2 separate regions of the Homo sapiens genome follow, and region 1 is linked to region 2. Evidence: read pairs that join two places in POLR2A ChIA-PET (ENCODE). Cell type or tissue: A673. All regions are shown on one strand. Each heading gives the region's core, and the rest is flanking DNA. Links, peaks and the distances in the headings are about the cores only.

The links. Peaks named below come from ENCODE experiments on the same cell type or tissue, not always from the same donor. Only the 100,000 strongest peaks of a DNase experiment are listed, where the experiment ranks them.
Region 1: POLR2A ChIA-PET joins it to region 2 with 21 read pairs; 13 of 35 experiments call an interaction of 5 or more read pairs at or near these places.

The regions. Positions count from the first base shown.
Region 1 is chr16:89,368,080-89,373,450 of GRCh38, reverse strand. All of the region lies in intron 2 of ANKRD11 (ankyrin repeat domain containing 11), which reads left to right. All of the region lies in intron 1 of LOC128462377, which reads left to right. Among named protein-coding and RNA genes, the nearest start is that of ANKRD11, 120 kb to the left of the region's middle. RefSeq lists enhancers at 2,571-3,558, 3,559-4,546. In A673, for the core only: no CTCF peak of the experiment used is centred there; no DNase peak of the experiment used is centred there; H3K27ac peaks cover 773 bases.
Region 2 is chr16:89,512,133-89,517,503 of GRCh38, reverse strand. SPG7 (SPG7 matrix AAA peptidase subunit, paraplegin) reads right to left here. Exons shown (of 17, transcript NM_003119.4): 3 at 4,467-4,556. Among named protein-coding and RNA genes, the nearest start is that of SPG7, 6.4 kb to the right of the region's middle. In A673, for the core only: no CTCF peak of the experiment used is centred there; no DNase peak of the experiment used is centred there.

The sequences.
Region 1 (5,371 bases), core at 53-5,052, 140 kb after region 2:
GTGCTGGCGTGGCTGGAGAGGGTGGCCTGGCTCCCTGTTGGGGTTGCCCCCGGTGGAAGGCGTGTGTTTTGGAATTGAGCTTCCTGCGCATCTGTATCACTGTGTGGGTTATTCTAGCCAGGGGTCCGGTGTTGCTGTGTTGGATGCTGCCGCTTACCACAGCCTTACCACTTATCTGGGGATAATTTTGGAAATAGGTGTTTTTGTTCAAGTTCAGCTATTAAATTGCTTCACAATCTTGGGTAAACGTCTTAGTTTTCCAGTTGCATTGGATGATCTGTGAAGGCCTTTTCCATTGCTTCTGTCATTCCCACAGGGCATCCCTCAGAAGGGCTTTATTTGAACCCCGGTGATATGCAGCGGGAGAAGAGTTCTTTATGACAGCGACAATGGGGACAGAGGAACGGTGACTGGAAGATTCTTTCCTTGCAGTGAACGCACGTACTGTGGGTGCTGTGCCTTCCTCGGGGTGTATGTAGGTAGGCAGGCACACACCAGTCAGCTTGCATTCTGTGGGTGATACTCTCTGAGGTGGACTGGGTCACCCGGGAGCTTCCGGGGTCCGTAAACGGGGACCACTGATGAACGGGTGGTGCAGGAGCTGTAGGAAGTAACTTTCAGTGAGTCCCTGCCACAGGGTGGCTTTCTGACTCTCAACATTTGTTTAACTTTGCGTGGGGAATATCTTCAGTCACAAAATCTGAGAGAACAGTGTCCTGGGTCCCCGGGCTCAGCGTTTACTAGCATTTGACCAGCTCGGGTTGATCCATCTCCTCCTTGCACTTGTTCATGTTTTCAAAAAAATTTTTTTCTTTCTTTAAACATTTTTTAATTTCAGTATTTTAATTTTTAGTATTAATATCTTAATGTTAGTATTTTAGTAAATCTCCAACATCATCTTGTTTTATCAGCTCATGTTTCAGTGGCGTCTCTGTCAGCTGGAAACCTTCCCAAGCCTTGGCCTTCGCTCTTCTCACAGTGACTCAGTGGGCAGCTGGTGCCCTGAGCCGCCTCTCACTCCGCCTGCCACTGCCTTGTCGACCCCGTCCGTGCTGTGAGGGGCAGCATGGGGCTCCGTGACTCGGGCTCTCCACACCGGCGGCAGGCCCTGCAGTGGTGGCCGCATCCGTCGCTGGGCGCTGCCGCCGCCTCCGCCTGCCCCAGAGCCCCTCTTAATCTCAGTGAGAGGCTCGGGCTGCAGGAGGACGTGTGGCTCTTTCCCCAGCTCTGAGTGTCAGGATCCATCTTGCCGTGCGCTGCCGCTGCTTTTCCTCCTGGGAGTGGGCGCCGGTCCTTCTTCCCAGGCCAGGTTGTAAAGTTGCCCGTGTGTGCATGCGAGGGCCGGGTGCCCGCCGTGGTGGTCCTTGTGGTTCCTCAGTCCACCTGGGGACCCACTGGTTTCAGTGTGAGTGCTCAGTCCTGGCTTCACCATGTTCTTGGCCCGTGACAAACCGGTCCCATCTTTAGAGCCTCTGTGGGTTCTTTCTTCCAGCTGATTTCTATGGAGCAGCCTCCTGTTCTGTAACAGGCCAGTCAGTAGAGTTCCTCTTGATGCCAGTGGAGTCACACGGTCACCAGGTCTACCTCCCTTTCCTCCTGTGGAAGAGCTCGGTTTGCTCAGGAACATGATGGACATTGCTGGCCTGGGCAGAGGGCGTGGCCTTGATGGAGACCACCTCTCCTCTCCGTCATCCTGAGGGGGTGCAGGAGGGAGTCCGCATCGCCCTCCACACCCGAGACCACCTCTCATATCCATCTAGTCATCCTGAGGGGGTGCAGGGGGGAGTCTGCATCGCCCTCCACACCCCTCCTTGGGTGTCGTCATGTGGGCAGGGAGTGCACAGCACCCTTGAATGTGGGGAGCGGCGCCTGCCTGGACCTTCCTGCAGCATGGCGGAATCTGAGCTGGTCCTTGAGAGAACTCATCTGTGGGTGGTGCACAGACTACAGACCACATAGCCTGGGCACCAGAGAGAAGCTGCTGGCGTCAGCGGCCCCTTCTGTGGCTCTGGCCTCCATGCACCGAGCAGCTGGACACCTGTCTGTGCAGGGAATGACTTGATTTAAATGACATAAAACGACACCAAATGGTAGAATGGACACTGGCGGTGCTTGTCTGTCATCTCTTTCTTATTCTTTATTTGTTTCTGTTCTGTGAGAATTGCCTAGTGGTGTCATGCTGAACCTGCCTCTCTGTGTAGGTGGCCTTTCTTCAGTGAGTATTTGCGAAAGTGTTGGGAGGTAGTGAGAGTCGTTGCATCTTTTTCTGGCACTTCCTTGGTGGGACCAGCCACTTACGTGCACCCTGAAAGTCAAGACGCTCGTCCCGTCTTCCCCCTCGGCGGTTTTCAGTAAGCGAGCGCGCAGTTGAACGTTTCTCACCTGAACAAGTCCCCTTCGTCATGAGACGGGGCAGCTATAACATTGCCAAACACATTTTTCTCAACTAGGAGAGCTCAAGCAAGGGACGGAGCCCTAGGGTTGTCTCGTGGTGTCCGCAGGGCTTGGTTCTTGGGCGTCTCGTGGCGCCTGCAGGGTTCTGTTCTTGGGTGTGTTGAGTGCCGTGGGGTGAATGGAGGCTTGGCCTTTTGAGAGGCTGCTGTACTGAGCACTCAGGAGCCGGCCTGGGGGTCGTCTGGGGCTGACATCAGCAGGGAGGTTGCTGCCATCTTCGGCTGCCTCTGACCAGCATCATGGAAACCTTTCCCAGCACAGCAGTCACCGTGATGAAAGCTCCCTTCTGCTCTCGGGTCCTGCCGTGGAGGAACAAGGCCAGGTGGGTGCAGGTCAGGGGAGGATGCTGAGCTCACCTGGGCGTCCTAGGCTTCAGTCGGTCATTTGTCAAATGTGTGCGGTGACGCTGAGCTGCCTGGAAGGCCCTGTGGTCGCTGCTGGGCTGTTTCCATCAGCAGGAGGTGTGCTCCAGCCTCTGGTCTTCTCTTTGCTTGGTTGGGGGAATTTGCCTCAAGGCCCTGGGTGTCATCTTGCAGGAGCCATTTGCCATCTTTGCCCTGGATAACGGCAGGAGGGCTCAGGATCCTGTAGGATCCTAACTGGGCCCAGGGTGTGGCTGGGGCAGGTACCGGGCACGCCTGTCTCCCCTTCTGGACTGCACTGTGGCTCACAGCTCCTTCCAGAAACATCTTCTCATCCTCAGAGCTGCCACATAGTTGGGCACAGGCCCACACTAAAGTGCAGGCTGGCCACCCCTGGACATGGGCTCCCCTCGCCTGAGTCCTGAGAAGAAGCAGCTCCACCCCAGCTCCAGGGCAGGGAGGGGCGTGGGGAAGAATGCAAAGAGCATTTTACTGAGTCTGATCCTTTTCCAGTTGAACAGCAGTGTGTCTTCTTCCTGCCATGCCTGAGATTCTTCCTCAGTGAGAGCTCTGAAGCCAGAAGGTTTGCGTTCTCGTTACTGGATGGTCTTGGCCTGGCTCTTCCTGAAGGGGCCAGGCCCCCAGCCTCTCTGAGCTTCCATCCTGCAGCTGGGGTTTGAGGTGGGCTGGGCCCCCCGTGTTTGGTTTTTGTTTGTTTTCTTCTGAGATAACCATAGATGACATGAGATGTAAGAAAGAACAGGGAGCAGTCCCTTGTACACATTGCCAAGCTTCCCCAGTGGTGGCATTTTGCACACTGAACAGTATCACCCCTAGGGTGTATATCGGCATTGATGAAACCCTCTGGTCTTAGACAGCTGTTTCACCCTTACTTGGAAAGGGTATTGAGTTCTGTACAGTTGATCACAGATGCAGATGCCTGTGTCCCACAGTCGGGACCTTAAAACCCTTGCGTCACCACAAGGACCCCCCTGGTTGTCCTTCTGTGACCGCACCCCCTCCCTTTCCAGGATCCTCTTTCCACCCTGGCAACCACTAGTCTTGTTTTCTGTCTGTGGATTTATCTGCCTATTCCAGACGTTCATGTGAAGGACAATCTGTGGGCCTTTGTGTCTGATACGGCAGAGCTTTGTGCTGTTGCGGCGCACCCATGCTGCGGCAGAGCTTGGTGCCGTGGAGGCGCACCCTTGCTGCAGCAGGCATCAGAGCACAGCCCTCCCTGTGGCAGGGTCATGCGGGTCATGCACCCATCAGCTGATGGACACCTGAATGGTCTCTGTTTGGCCCTTTGCAGCGCTGCTGTGAACACAGACCTGCGAGTGTCGTGGAGACGTGTGGGCATTTCTCGGGCGTACCTAGGTGTAGGTCGCTGCACTGCCTTTTGTTTGGAGACCAGCCCTTTGAAGATTATTGTTTCATATTCTCTCTTGGGAAAACTTCTTGGGTTTGGGGTGCTTATGCTGTGATCTGGTGTGGTTGGTCCTTTCTAGGGTAGATTGTCAGGCCAGAGCTTGGTAGTGATGTGATCATTGTAGGGCAGCTGTGGGCTTGCTGTGGAGGAATGGGTGCCAGTGGGGGGTCTCTCAGTCTGCTGCTTACATCTTGGTTGACTCCCAAGTCTCTATGCAACCCTTGTTCCCTCCAGGCGAGCACGAAGACCTTCTCTTAGAGTCCCACTGCCTCTTTGTTCTGTGTGCCCATTTTTTAAATTTTTGGAAACAGAGTCTTTCTCCTCCCCTAGATTTGAGTGCAGTGGCTTGGTCAGGACTCACTGTGGCGTCAACCTCCTGGCTCAAGCGATCCCGCCTGCCTCTGGAGTAGCTGAAACCACAGGCGTGCACCACCACACCTGACTAATTTTTGTATTTTTTTAGAAACTGGTCTCACTGTGTTGCCTAGGCTGGTCTTGAGCTCCTGGGCTGAAGCAATTATAGCACTTCAGCCTCCCAAAATGTTGGGATTACAGATGTGAGCCATGGCACCCAGCCCTTTTTTTTTTTTTTTTAAGAGCTGCGTGTTTTTATTGCTGTCTTTTCCCTTAGAGCAAGAAATTAAATTGAGAGCAAGAGAAAATGCTGCACAAAAGAAGCTCTGGGCTGGGCGCGGTGGCTCATGCCTGTAATCCCAGCACTTCGGAGGCCGAGGCAGGTGGATCACGAGGTCAGGAGTTCGAGACCAGCCTGGCCAAGATGGTGAAACCCCATCTCTACTAAAAAAAAAAAAAAAAAAAAAAAAAAAAAAACACAAAAATTAGCCAGGCACGGCAGCAGGCACCTGTAATCCCAGCTATTCAGGAGGCTATGGCAGGAGAATCGCTTGTAACCTGGGAGGCGGAGGTTGCAGTGAGCCGAGATTGTGCCACTGCAGTCTGGCCTGGGCAACAGAGCAAGAATCTGTATCAAAAAAAAAAAGCTCGAAAACATGTTAAGAGTGGACAGAGTATGTTGGAATTGTTGGAATCTGGTTTGATGTAGGACTTATTTTTTAAACCAATGAGTAGCGTAGTGAGCACTGTGAACAGGACTAGAAATCAG
Region 2 (5,371 bases), core at 236-5,235:
TCCTCACGCCAGGGCACCTGCCAATGCAGCAACGACTAGGATTTCACTGGACAAGCACCTACCACATGCCAGGAGTGATAACCAGGAAGCTGCCATGGCTTTGCCTTGCCATGGCAACGGAGGCTGCCATGCCATTCCTTCCAGGAACCATGACAACGGAGGCTGCCATGCCATTCCTTCCAGGAACCATGACAACGGAGGCTGCCATGCCATTCCCTCCAGGAACCATGACAACGGAGGCTGCCATGCCATTCCTTCCAGGAATCAGAGTTATTAGTGGGGCACACGTCCCTGGTTAACCGTAACACAACACACAAGGCTGAATGCAGAATCCGCACAGGCCACACAATTCTTCCCTCTTCTATGACAGGTGACCCTTCAGCAACACAGGAGTGAGCTATGTATGATCACGGACACGTGGATTTTCTTCCACCCCTGCTACCCAAGACAACAAGACCAGCCCCTCGTCCTCCTCCTCAGCCCACTCAAGGTGAAGGCCATGAGGATGAAGCTCTTTATGGTGATCCGCTTCCACTGCATAAATAGGAAATATATTTTCTCTTACGACTTTTTTCTTTTTTCTTTTTTTTTGAGACAAGAGTCTCGCCGTCGCTTTTTTCTTTCTTAATTTTTTTTTTTGAGACAGAGTCTTGCTGTGTCGCCCAGGCTGGAGTGCAGTGGCGCGATCTCGGCTCACTGCAAGCTTCGCCTCTTGGGTTCACGCCATTCTCCTGCCTCAGCCTCCCGACTAGCTGGGGTTACAGGTGCCCACCACCACGCCTAATTTTTTTTTTTTTTTGTATTTTTAGTAGAGACAGGGTTTCACCGTGTTAGCTAAAATGGTCTCGATCTCCTGACCTTGTGATCTGCTCGCCTTGGCCTCCCAAAGTGCTGGGATGACAGGCATGAGCCACCACGCCCGGCCTTTTCTTTCTTAATTTTTTATGTTTGAGACAGAAAGGTCTCACTCTATTATCCAGGCTGAAGTGCAATGGCACAATCTCAGCTCCCTGCAACCTCTGCCTACCAGGTTCAAACGATGCTCACGCCTCAGACTCCGGAGTAGCTGGGATTACAAGCACGTACACCACACCTGGCTAATTTTTTTTTTTTTTGGTATTTTTAGTAGACAAGGGGTTTCACCATGTTAGCCAGGCTGGTCTCGAACTCCTGGCCCCAAGTGATCTAACTTTCTTCTTTTATTAAAAAAACGAACGGCCGGGCGTGGTGGCTCACACCTGTAATCCCAGCACTTTCGGAGACCAAGGCGAGTGGATCACCTGAGGTGAGAAGTTTGAGACTAGCCTGACCAACGTGGCCAAACCAGGTCTCTACCAAAACTACAAAAATTAGCTGGGCTTGGTGTTGCATGCCTGTGATCCCAGCTATTCGTGAGGTTGAGGCAGGAGAATCACTGGAACCCAGGAGGCAGAGGTTCCAGTGATCTGAAATTACGCCATTGCACTCTAGCCTGGGAAACAAGAGTGAAACTCCAGGCTGGGCACGGTGGCTCACACCTGTAATCCCAGCACTTTGGAAGGCCAAGATGGGCAGATCGCCTGACATCGGGAGTTTGAGACCATCCTTGCCAACATGGTGAAACCCTGTCTCTGCTAAAAATACAAAAAATTAGCTGGGCGTGGTGGCGCACGCCTGTAGTCCCAGCTACTCGAGAGGCTGAGGCAGGAGAATCGCCTGAACCCAGGAAGCAGAGGTTGCAGTGAGCCGAGATCGTGCCATTGCACTCTAGCCTGGCGACAGAGCGAGACCCCATCTCAAAAAAAAAAATAATAATAATAATAGTAATAATAATAATAGAAATGAGGGTCTTAAACTCCTGGGCTCAAGTGATCATCCCACCTTGGCCTCCCAAAGTGCTCAGATTACAGGTGTGAGCCACCGCACCTACCCAGCAAATTTTTTTTTATAAAAAGGTCAGCCGGGCGTGGTGGCTCACACCTGTAATCCCAGCACTTTGGGAGGCCGAAGTGGGGAGATCACGAGGTCAGGAGTTCAAGACCAGTCTGGCCAACATGGCAAAACCCTGTATCTACTGAAAATACAAAAATTAGCTGGGCATGGTGGTGCATGCCTGTAATCCCAGCTACTCAGGAGGCTGAGGCAGGAGAATCGCTTGAACTCAGGAGGCAGGGGTTGCACTGAGCCGACATCGCACCACTGGACTCCAGTCTGGGCAACAGAGCGAGACTCCGTTTCAAAAATAAATAAATAAATACAAAATAAAAGTTAAAAAAAAAAAAGGTCCAGGGCTGGGTGCGGTGGCCCACTCCTGTAATCCCAGCACTTTGGGAGGCTGAGGCACGCAGATCACGAGGTCAGGAGATTGAGACCATCCTGGCTAACACGGTGAAACCGAGTCTCTACTAAAAATACAAAAAATGAGCCGGGTATGGTGGCGGGCACCTGTAGTCCCAGCTACTCGGGAGGCTAAGGCAGGAGAATGGCGTGAACCTGGGAGACGGAGCTTGCAGTGAGCTGAGATCACACCACTGCACTCCAGCCCAGGCGACAGAGCGAGACTCCGTCTCAAAAAAAAAAAAAAAAAAAGGTCAAGGCCAGGCACGGTGGTTCACACCTGTAATCTCAGCACTTTGGGAGGCCAAGGTGGGTGAATCACCTGAGGTCAGGAGTTTGAGACCAGCCTGGCCAACAAGACAAAACCTCATCTCTACTATACAAAAAGAGGGCCTGACGCGGTGGCTCACGCCTGTAATCCTAGAACTTTGGGAGGCCAAGGTGAGCAGATCACAAGGTCAGGAGATCGAGACCATCCTGGCTAACATGGTGAAACCCAGTCTCTAATAAAACAAAAAAATTAGCCGGGTGCGGTGGCGGGTGCCTGTAGTCCCAGCTACTAGGGAGGCTGAGGCAGGAGAATGGCATGAACCCAGGAAGTGGAGCTTGCAGTGAGCCGAGATTGTGCCACTGCACTCCAGCCTGGGCGACAGAGCGAGACTCCGTCTCAAAAACAAACAAACGAACAAAAAACAAAAAATTAGCAGGGTGTGGTGGTGAGCACCTGTAATCCCAGCTACTTCGGAGGCTGAGGCAGGAGAATTGCTTGAACCCGGGAGGGGGAGGTTGCATTGAGCTGAGATCGCACCACTGCACTCCAGCCGGGGCAACAGAGTGAGATTCTGGCAAAAAAAAAAAAAAAAAAAAAAAAAAAAAAAAGTCAAAGGACACACTTTATTGAAATGTTGAAGTATACAGGGAAAGAGCCCTGAAATCAATTCAGAACAATTTTGTATGAAGATTCAGAAGTCTTTTAGAAGATAGTTCTGAGTGGCTGTAAGCATTGACACTTACCGTAAAACCAACAGTAAGCTGAAGATGAGCCTAAAGCCAGAAACGCCTAAACTGAATCCACCTGCGAAACACTGGTGTCCCTTCCCGCAGTTATGACCTCCCCTCGAGAGCTCAGTAGGGAGAGTCAGAGCTCCTCTCTCACAGAGTAAAGCTGTCCCTGGCCTTGGCAAATGCAGCGTCTCACACAAAATCAATCAAGAAGGACGTCACTCCTGAAACAAACTCCTGCTAAACTCGAATTCACAATAATAATCCCCTCATCCAATAGCTGAACCATCATTTCCACATCCTGAAAGCTTTCCTGAAAAGCAACATGGGAAGAAAAAGTCCTTATGACAGTTCCTCACTCGCCTTCCAAGGCCAGGTGCCTTTCTAGAAAGATGAGCTCTGCTGAGCAGGGCGTCCATCTTAACAACGCTGATTTCCAGCGAGAGGCCTCAAGGATCCAAAAGCAAAGCATTCCTGAAGCTGAGTTCAACCCTTCTGCCCCCTGGGGCTGTGAGTCTGAAGCTGAGCCTCCAACTCCTGGGCTCAAGCTCCTCCAACTCCTGAGCTATGACTACAGGTGCACACCACCACGCCTGGCCAATTATTTTCTTCTTTTCTTTCTGTATAGATAGGGTCTTTTTAAATTTAAATTTAAATTTTTTTTTTTTTGAGATGGAGTTTTGCTCTTGTTGCTCAGGCTGGAGTGCAATGGCATGATCTCCACTCACAGCAACCTCCACCTCCCAGGTTCAAGCAATTCTCCTGCCTCAGCCTCCCGAGTAGCTGGGATTACAGGCGTGTGCCATCACGCCCGGCTAATTTTCTATTTTTAGTAAAGACGGGGTTTCACCATGTTGGCCAGGGTGCAGGTGATCCGCCTGCCTCAGCCTCCCAAAGTGCTGGGATTACAGGTGTGAGCCACCACGCCCAGCCTTTTAATTTGCAGTGAGACAGGGTCTCGCTATGTGGTATAGGCCTCAAGTGATCCTTCCACCTGGGCCTCCCAAAGCGTTTCGATTACAAGTGTGAGCCACTGCACCCGGCCCATCTCCCCATTTTCCAGACTGGTTTCACCTTGCTAAAAGGAAAACAGAAATGTAAAGACATCCAGAGGCAGCTACTGACTGAAGAACATCAGATGAATATACCTTCGTCCTCTTCAGGCGCCTTCCCCTTCGACTTATCCTTCTCCTTATTCTTCTGCTTCAACCTTGAGGTGTTAAAATAGAAAGTACCACCTATGAGAAATAGAGAAAGGATTTAACAATTAAGTTTTGCAACCACAGGGGAGGCATACAGGACAACAGTGTACTCCTAAATAACCAAAGCAAAACAAAAACCATCTGAAAAACCTACTTATATCCATAAGATTTATAAATATGAAATAAAGCATATCCTATATCACTTAGTCCAGTATTTCCTAATTACAAAATAATAAACTATTTTAACTTACGTTAAATATCTTTGCTACTTAAATTGCTAATGTGAGGGAATAAAAAATAGTTATGAACACAAATTTGGGAAAATATCACGAATCCCTTTAATATATGAAGTTGCTTTAAAAGAACTTAAACACGCCAGGCGTGGTGGCTCATGCCTGTAATCCCAGCACTTTGGGAGACCGAGGCAGGTGGTTCACGAGGTCAGGAGTTCAAGACCAGACTGGCTGAGATGGTGAAACACTGTCTCCACTAAAAATACAAAAATTAGCCGGACGTGTTGGCAGGCGCTTGTAATCCCAGCTACTTGGGAGGCTGAGGCAGAATTGCTTGAACCCGGGAGGCGGAGGTTGCAGTGAGCTGAGATCACACCACTGCACTCCAGCCTGGTTTACAGAGCAAGACTCCGACTCACAAATGGTTTCCAGACAAGTGGCAACAGCAGCAGCCCAGCCACCACCAAGAGGGGCCGGCACGACACTCCTCACACAGAGCTGTCTCAAAATCTGAACAAATCAGCGTTTACAAATGGGGGAGGCCAGGTGCAGTGGCGCACGCCTGTAATCCCAGCACTTTGGGAGGCCGAGTCGGGTGGATCACGAGGTCAGGAGATC